Regions from separate parts of the Mus musculus genome. Here all the other regions are linked to region 1. Evidence: chromatin loops called from intact Hi-C (ENCODE). Cell type or tissue: left cerebral cortex. All regions are shown on one strand.

Evidence for each region. Hi-C counts contacts between places; a loop is a spot of excess contacts. Peaks named below come from ENCODE experiments on the same cell type or tissue, not always from the same donor. Only the 100,000 strongest peaks of a DNase experiment are listed, where the experiment ranks them.
Region 2: a loop joins it to region 1, with 2.8 times the contacts of the local background. A loop is called at or near these places in 2 of 42 quality-filtered maps.
Region 3: a loop joins it to region 1, with 3 times the contacts of the local background. A loop is called at or near these places in 2 of 42 quality-filtered maps.

The regions. Positions count from the first base shown.
Region 1 is chr15:94,159,948-94,162,447 of GRCm38, reverse strand. No RefSeq gene overlaps it. Among named protein-coding and RNA genes, the nearest start is that of Gm41388, 23 kb to the right of the region's middle. In left cerebral cortex, no CTCF peak of the experiment used is centred here; a DNase peak (open chromatin) is centred at 1,478; H3K27ac peaks cover 1,759 bases.
Region 2 is chr15:93,873,158-93,875,657 of GRCm38, reverse strand. No RefSeq gene overlaps it. Among named protein-coding and RNA genes, the nearest start is that of 9430014N10Rik, 53 kb to the left of the region's middle. In left cerebral cortex, no CTCF peak of the experiment used is centred here; a DNase peak (open chromatin) is centred at 1,287; H3K27ac peaks cover 796 bases.
Region 3 is chr15:93,878,104-93,880,603 of GRCm38, reverse strand. No RefSeq gene overlaps it. Among named protein-coding and RNA genes, the nearest start is that of 9430014N10Rik, 48 kb to the left of the region's middle. In left cerebral cortex, no CTCF peak of the experiment used is centred here; DNase peaks (open chromatin) are centred at 119, 639, 1,101 and 1,433; H3K27ac peaks cover 1,728 bases.

The sequences.
Region 1 (2,500 bases):
GCCACCTAGCAGGCAACTAAGTATTCCTTCTTCAAACAGATCCCAATACAATCATAAAAGAAGCAAGAGGAAAAAAAAACCCTCAGTTCTTTCTTCACCAAAAATATGTCATTTCTTTGGAGTGAAGGTAGGCAAATCAAGTGTTAAAGACTGTGTTTAACATGTATGTATCTCTGGGTTCGAGGCTCAGTACTCTTAGGTGGCACGTTTAGAAGTAGCAGGCTTGAAGGTCATAGAGGGTAGATGGAGAATAGTTAGACTTCTTCTCCAATATTTGCTTCCAGGTTACTTCCCGTGTCCTTGGTAAGGCACTAGTTTTAAACAAGGGAAATCCAGCACAGCTGCCTCTCCTTGGACTTTCAATGCCACAGGAGGAGAGGGGGTTGAAGGAGTCAGGTCATTGTTGGAGCTCCTGATAACACATGGCTCTTGGGAAGTTTGAGGGTTCCTTCCTTTCTTCCTTCCTTCCTTCCTTCCTTCCTTCCTTCCTTCCTTCCTTCCTTCCTTCCTTCCTTCCTCCCTCCCTCCCTCCCTCCCTCCCTCCCCTTCTCTCTCTCTTTCTTTCTTTCTTTCTTTCTTGATTTTTTTGTCAAAGCAATGCGATCTGAAGGCCCATAGGTAAAGGCTTTGGCTGTCAAGTCTGGCAACACAAGGCAGATCCTGGAACTCACCTGAGACAAAGAGAAAACCAACTCCTGCAAGGTCTCCTCTGATCTCCAGATACATTCTAAGATGAACACGTGCACACACACACACAAACACACATCATACATATATAGATAGAAAAATAGACAGACAGATAGATCTAGAAATACATGGCTACATAGATATAGATACATAGATACATAGATAGATAGATCCATCCTTCCATCCATCCATCCATCCATATATACATACATACATACAATACACAGATAGGTAGCAAGAAAGAATAGATTCTGAGCTGAATCTTTATCCCTGGATGGAGACAATGGTTTCTCTCAGAGGACAAAGGCATTCTAGCATCTGGTCTCTTAGAAATCAATTTAAATGGGGCTATATATCACCTGAACAAAAAAAACTGCCCATCAGGAAAACTGTCTGTCCTAGAAAAGTAGAGAATACTATAAAATCTACTTTGGCGTCTAGCTTGGCACTGTGGTCTCCTTGCTGTTCTCCTCCACTGTCATCTCCGTGTTCTCTTCAGTCATGATCCCCATGGCCATTGTCCACTCGTCCCTTAGGGCGACCTTGGTTTATAATCAACTGTCTTATACAATCCACTCTGCATGTCTCCTCTGAATTGTTTGATGAAAAAAGAGATTCCAGTAACAGTGCTGTGAAAAAGACCGTTTCGTGGGCTTCTTTGTGTTGAATGTAGGGTTTTCATTCTTCCCAGAAGAGCCTGGGATACTAAAATGCACTCCATCTCCACCTCCTAGTTACTCACTTTCTTTGCATAAAGCAATGCTCTTATATCTAGCTTTCATTATGTAATTTCTTAACATCTGTTAGAGGCTATAAAGAGATAGTTTACATAAGCCTTAAAGGAACAAGAAAATACAGGGAATGCTCTAGAAGTGTGCTCGCCAGCCAATGTCAGACAAAGTCACGGTGGCCACAGACATCCTTTTTTCTTGTTTTATTGTCTGTTTCCATCTGCTGTGAAGCGAACGGAATGTCAGAGACAGATCTTCTGTATATCTGTAATATATACTACTTGGTGCAGGCTCCATGCTATCCAGAAGTTAGGATCAATGACATCCTGTATGCCAGTGGCTCTTAACCTCCTTTGTGCTGCGACTGTTTAACAGAGCACCTCATGTGGTGTCATTGCTACTTCACAACTGTAATTTTGCAGGTTATGAACCATAATGTAATGGTCTTAGGGTACCCCTATAAAAGGGTCATTTAATCCCCCTACACACACACACTCTCTCTCTCTCTCTCTCTCTCTCTCTCTCTCTCTCTCTCTCTCTCTCTCTCTTACACACACACATACACAGAGCTGCTGCATATGCCTTACCTTCTCCTTTCACAATAGTACCCATGAGTAAGACATGACAATGGCTGTGCAGCCCTGCCCCACATTCATGTTTAACATGCTCTTCGCTGGGTTCCTGGGAAGTAGGGGTGTAAAAAGAGGTGATGAGAAACTTCTAACTCAAGGGTCTTAGTTGAGAACCTACTAATGCAGAAAATAGAATGGGTGGGGGAGGCTTGTTGATCAACCTGAGTTGGATTCCCCAGAGCCCATATAAAGATGGAAGGAGAGAACTGACTTCACACAGTTAGCCTCTCACCTCAGCACACACACACACCCTCCCCGCCCCAATCTTAACTGGCTTTTGTGGTTGCATGTTAGTATTAACACTTAAACAGTTCGCTGAAGAGGTTGTATTGCATGCTAAGAAACACTATCTTAATATTTGAGCCAGTTTTTAATGGGCATGAGGTCGCAGAATGTGTATAACATAAAAGAAAACATACATGCCCCCCCCCCCCCCCCAAGTAGAAGCTC
Region 2 (2,500 bases), 290 kb after region 1:
ATCCTTTACATTTCCCAAGAACTTAATCACATCTATCATTTTGAGTCTGAAAAGTCACTGATGCTAAAAATACACACTTGCAAGCATACTTCCAGAAATACATGTGGGCATACTTCCATACATACATACATGGACACATTTTCATGCCTTCATGCAGGCCTACTTTCATACAGGCATGCTTCCAAACATGAATAGAGATATATGTACATATATGCAGACATATTTCCATACATGTAAGAATACATGTATATACACATAATTCCATATTTATGTGCAAGCATACCTGTTTACATAAATGCAAGAGTACCAGCAAACATATATTTAGGCAAACTTCCAAACATAAATCTAGATATATGGGCTGGAGAGATGGCTCAGTGGTTAAGAGCACTGACTGCTCTTCCAGAGGTCCTGAGTTCCAATCCCAGCAACCACATGACAACTCACAACCATCTTTAATGGGATCTGATGCCTTCTTGTGTATCTGAAGACAGCTACAGTACTCGTATACATAAAATAAATAAAGGGATCTGCAATCCTATAGATGGAACAACAATATGAACTAACCAGTACCCCCCCAGAGCTCGTGTCTCTAGCTGCATATGAATCAGAAGATGGCCTAGTTGGCCATCAGTGGAAAGAGAGGCCCATTGGTCGTGCAAACTTTATATGCCTCAGTATAGGGGAATGACAGGGCCAAGAAGTGGGAGTGGGTGGGTGGGTGAGTGGGTGGGGGAGCGTGTGGGGGACTTTTGGGATAGCTTTGGAAATGTAAATGAAATAAATACCCAATAAAATAAATTTTAAAAATCTAGACATACGCACAAACATGCATATATATGTGTGTGTATGTGTGTATACATAATATATATGTAAATATATGTGTGGCGTAGGTCCACATGTATATACATGTGGTATATGTAAATACATATGTATACACACACACACACACACACACACACACACACACACACACAAGCATACTTCCATCCATACATGCAGGCATACTTCCAAACATGCCTGCAGACATGCTCCCATATGTACATGATGCCTGCTTCCAAACATATCTGCAGGCATACTTCCAAACATGCCAGTGGACATACTTTCATATACTTACAGGCATGCATACATTTCCTCCAAGTTCAGAAACAGGTGCATCACCCTTGGAGCGCATGGCTGCATCTTCTCCCCCACTTTTGCTCTTGGTCTTACATCACTGGAGCTACTGTTTACCCTGAAGCTGACATTTCCACGTCATCCCACCAGGTGTCTAGAGTCGCCTCCCCCATGACACTCCTGTAACAGATGGTGCAAATGGTCCAGCATGTGGATTCTGATTCACTGCAGGAAAACAACCTGCCAGACGGCTGACGAGCTAGGAAGGAAAAAAACCAAGTTGTTGCTTTAAAAAAAAAAAAAAAAGAATAACCATTATGAATTATCTGTCACACGGTGACTTTTCATTTATCCCTGCTTAGAAATGATTAGTAATTTATTTAAACAGATTACATAAAAGCTTTCAGAGGACTGCCCTGTTTGCAAAGGCTTCTACCAGTGGCAGGAATGTGTCAGCACGAAGCAAAAGAAAAAAAAACTGAACACTCAAACAATATAACATTGGACGCAATTTGATTTTTAAAATTTAAATTAATACGTGGGTTAGTAAGCATGCTTATAAAAAATTTTTCTGCTGATACAAGTTCCAGATCTCTAGAAGAAAACGGAACCTTAGTATTACCAATAGTCTCTGGAACGAGAGAATATTTTCCAAAAACATTTTGTAAGTTCGTTATTTTGTGCTTCTCTTTTGACTATTTGGAAAAGGCAATTTGAAAATATGATAGAATTCTACTGGGCAGAGAACTGAGTGTTGTATTAATAGAGCCTTAGAGTCAGATACTCAATTTCACACCACCCTCTTTATTTGTGCTACTCTTACTTTGGATCATTTTGAGAGCTAAAAGTTCTCTTAGATCTCTCTAAGAAATTTTTCTCCTATAACTCAGAGGTTAGATTGAATATAATGCCAGCAAATTAAGGATATCTTGACTTAGCATTTACCTCTACCATTGATTTGAGTATTGCCTTATATCCTCCTAACAGTAAGATATAGCAAATTCGACACAGGCGGCCTCAGCCTCAGCAGCAGCGGTCGCCATCTTGGTTCCGGGACTCAGCAGAACTTAGGAAATTAGTCTGAACAGGTTAGAGGGTGCGCCAGAGAACCGGACAGCTTCTGGGACGGGCAGAAGCACAGAGCCGCTGAGACAGCACCCTTGGCGGGCCGCAGACAGCCGGCCACCGTCCGGACCAGAGGACAGGTGTCCGCCTGGCTTGGGAGGCGGCCTCAGCCTCAGCAGCAGCGGTCGCCATCTGGGTTCCGGGACTCCGCGGGACCTAGGAAATTAGTCTGAACAGGTTAGAGGGTGTGCCAGAGAACCGGACAGCTTCTGGGACGGGCAGAAGCACAGAGCCGCTGAGGCAGTACCCTTTGCAGGCTGCA
Region 3 (2,500 bases), 280 kb after region 1:
ATGTATTGCTGCTTTTAACTGGAGGCACTTCTGTGGGATCTGGGATGACAGCCCCATGCCCTGAGCCCTCCGTGTTGAAGGCTCAAGACAGCTGTACCTCCATCTCACCTCTCCCAGGAGGACGCCAGGGAGCCCACACCCCCGCCACACTCTCTCGCTTCTAAATGGGTCTCTTTTGTTTCCCTCTTACATAATTTTTTTAAATGAAAGTTCCCCTAATCCACTTTAGTCCTACAGCTATGAGTTAATTTCTCTAGCCCTTCACCTGTCTTCTCAGATCCGACTCTCTAATCCACATCCTTAATTCTAAAGAATAGTCTAGTTTGGGATTTTTCATCCCATGGGAGTTAGGCTTTAGTCCTTTCAGCCTACATGATTATAAGTTTTCTCATGCTTTAACCTTGTATCTCATTGGCTTACACTATGTTGCCTTCCATGTTTTAAATCTCCTCTCTACTCTCAACCTCTATTTTTAGCTATGCCCTCTATTTGAAAGTTTAAACCTCATTTAATCCACTGTCCCTTTTAAGGTCTTTCACTCTTTTTTCTTTTCTTCTTATTTTATGCTGTTTCTGGACGTTAGCCTGTTTTCAGAACGGATGCTTAGGGCCACCTGAGATGCCAAGCCAGCATAATGAATGCAGCGTGAGCTCCTTCGCCCCCTCACTTCCTCCTCTAAGCTCCGGGACCTTCAGTGTGCCGAAGCTGTCCCCAAGAGGCCCTAGAACCTTGGCCTAATAAAACTGGATTTTAAAACTAACAGGAAGTAAACAGGCTCGTTTATGAAAAGAGAAAGTGCACTTGCACTGACTGACCTCTGGCAGACCACAGCCTCTGTGCAGCACTCCTGAGAGCTGTCCCGGTGAGGGGCAGGGGTTGCAGGCATCCCAGGTTAGGATAACTTGTAGGCAGCCCTGCCCAGGCTGCAGGCAGGGCTTGCTGGCAGTGTATTTCCAGGTGTGTCCTCCAACAAGAATGGTCTCCTTATGGTCTCTTCTCTTGTATTAATATAAAGGAAGTCTGCCCACTGCGCTCAGGGAGTCTAAATACAGGAGCAACTGCTGGAGGCTTCCTTTGTCATGATCCGCATTAGAGAGGCCCAGGAAAAGCAGGCCAGCACCATTCACATAATGGAAGTAAGTTTCTCAGAAAATTTTAGGGACAACACTGAGCGGATTCTCTCATTTTGTTTGTTTTTGTTTGTTTGTCTATTGTCTCCTGCTTTCTTAACTCATAAAAAAACAAGTCTCCAAAGGCCTGCTTAGCCACTGAACTGCCACAGCACCATCCTCACCAGCCAGCTCACCACTCTAGTGATGAGAGGCTCACTTGGGAGAACCAACCCTGTTCCATGTTTTAGGACTGACTCACCTATAATTCCTGCCCTGCCTCAGGAAGCAACCACGGCCTCCAACCGTCCTCTTAGAGAACACACCAGATGCCACATCTCTCACATTACCCTTACTGGGCTACACCCCAACTCCCAACCTACTGCAGCGACCTGGTTTTTTTTTTTTTAATGAAGAAGCAACAACTGTCACCCAGGCTGTTTAGACAGGCTGTTGCTAGAACAAGGTACTTTTCAGCAAGCATGGCCCCAGCGTAAATGGTGGGGTACCTTCCCTCGAGTTCTTGGTCAGAGGTGTCCCAAAGACCTCCAAGACATTACAGGTTGTAGATCCCAGGCGTCCATAGCAGCTGTTTAATGTATTGAACCATCTGGCCCAAGCCACGATTTTAGAGTATAAACTTATTTGTGCAACAGAATAATTGTTTCTCTCCCGCTCCCCTTCCCCCCTCCCCTCCCCCATCTCTCTCTCTCTCTCTCTCTCTCTCTCTCTCTCTCTCTCTCTCTCTCTCTCTCTCTCTCTCTCTCTCTCTCTGTTCCTTTTCTAAGTACCAGCACCTCCACCGGAGAGTGAAAGGCCAAGTGCCCATGACGATAGCCGGCTTTCAGTGCCTTTGAATAAGCTCATCTCTATGTGAATTGGAATCATATGTGAAGTTTTTCCCTCAACAACTACCAAAGGGCAAGAGGTGAACATAATTTCTCTTTCTGCATAAAGTTTCTTAGGACTTTCTATTATTCAAGGTCAAGATGCTTTCTGCTGAAATGATGTCTTTTGTTTTCAGTTTATAGTTTGTATCTGGAGAGAGGTGATGAATGGATTCGCTCGTGGTTCCATGTCTCCTTTACTAGTATTTTAATTGGCAGGGCCCAGAACAATGTGCCTTTCATTTGTATTACAGGGCAGAGCTATACACCTCTAGACCTTTCCACTCCTAATGAGACCTGACTCTTTCACCTTCGTAAATGATAATAAAGATCTGAGTGGAAGTAGCTGAGTGTTTTTAAATACTCTAAGTAACTGGGTGGAAACGAATGTCAAGATTGTACTGGTCGTGAAGAGTTTTGTCTGAGCAGATCTCCAACGCACTCATACATTGTGTGTGGCTAGGCAGTGACAAGCCCTGTGTAGTCAACAGGCGAACTGTTTCT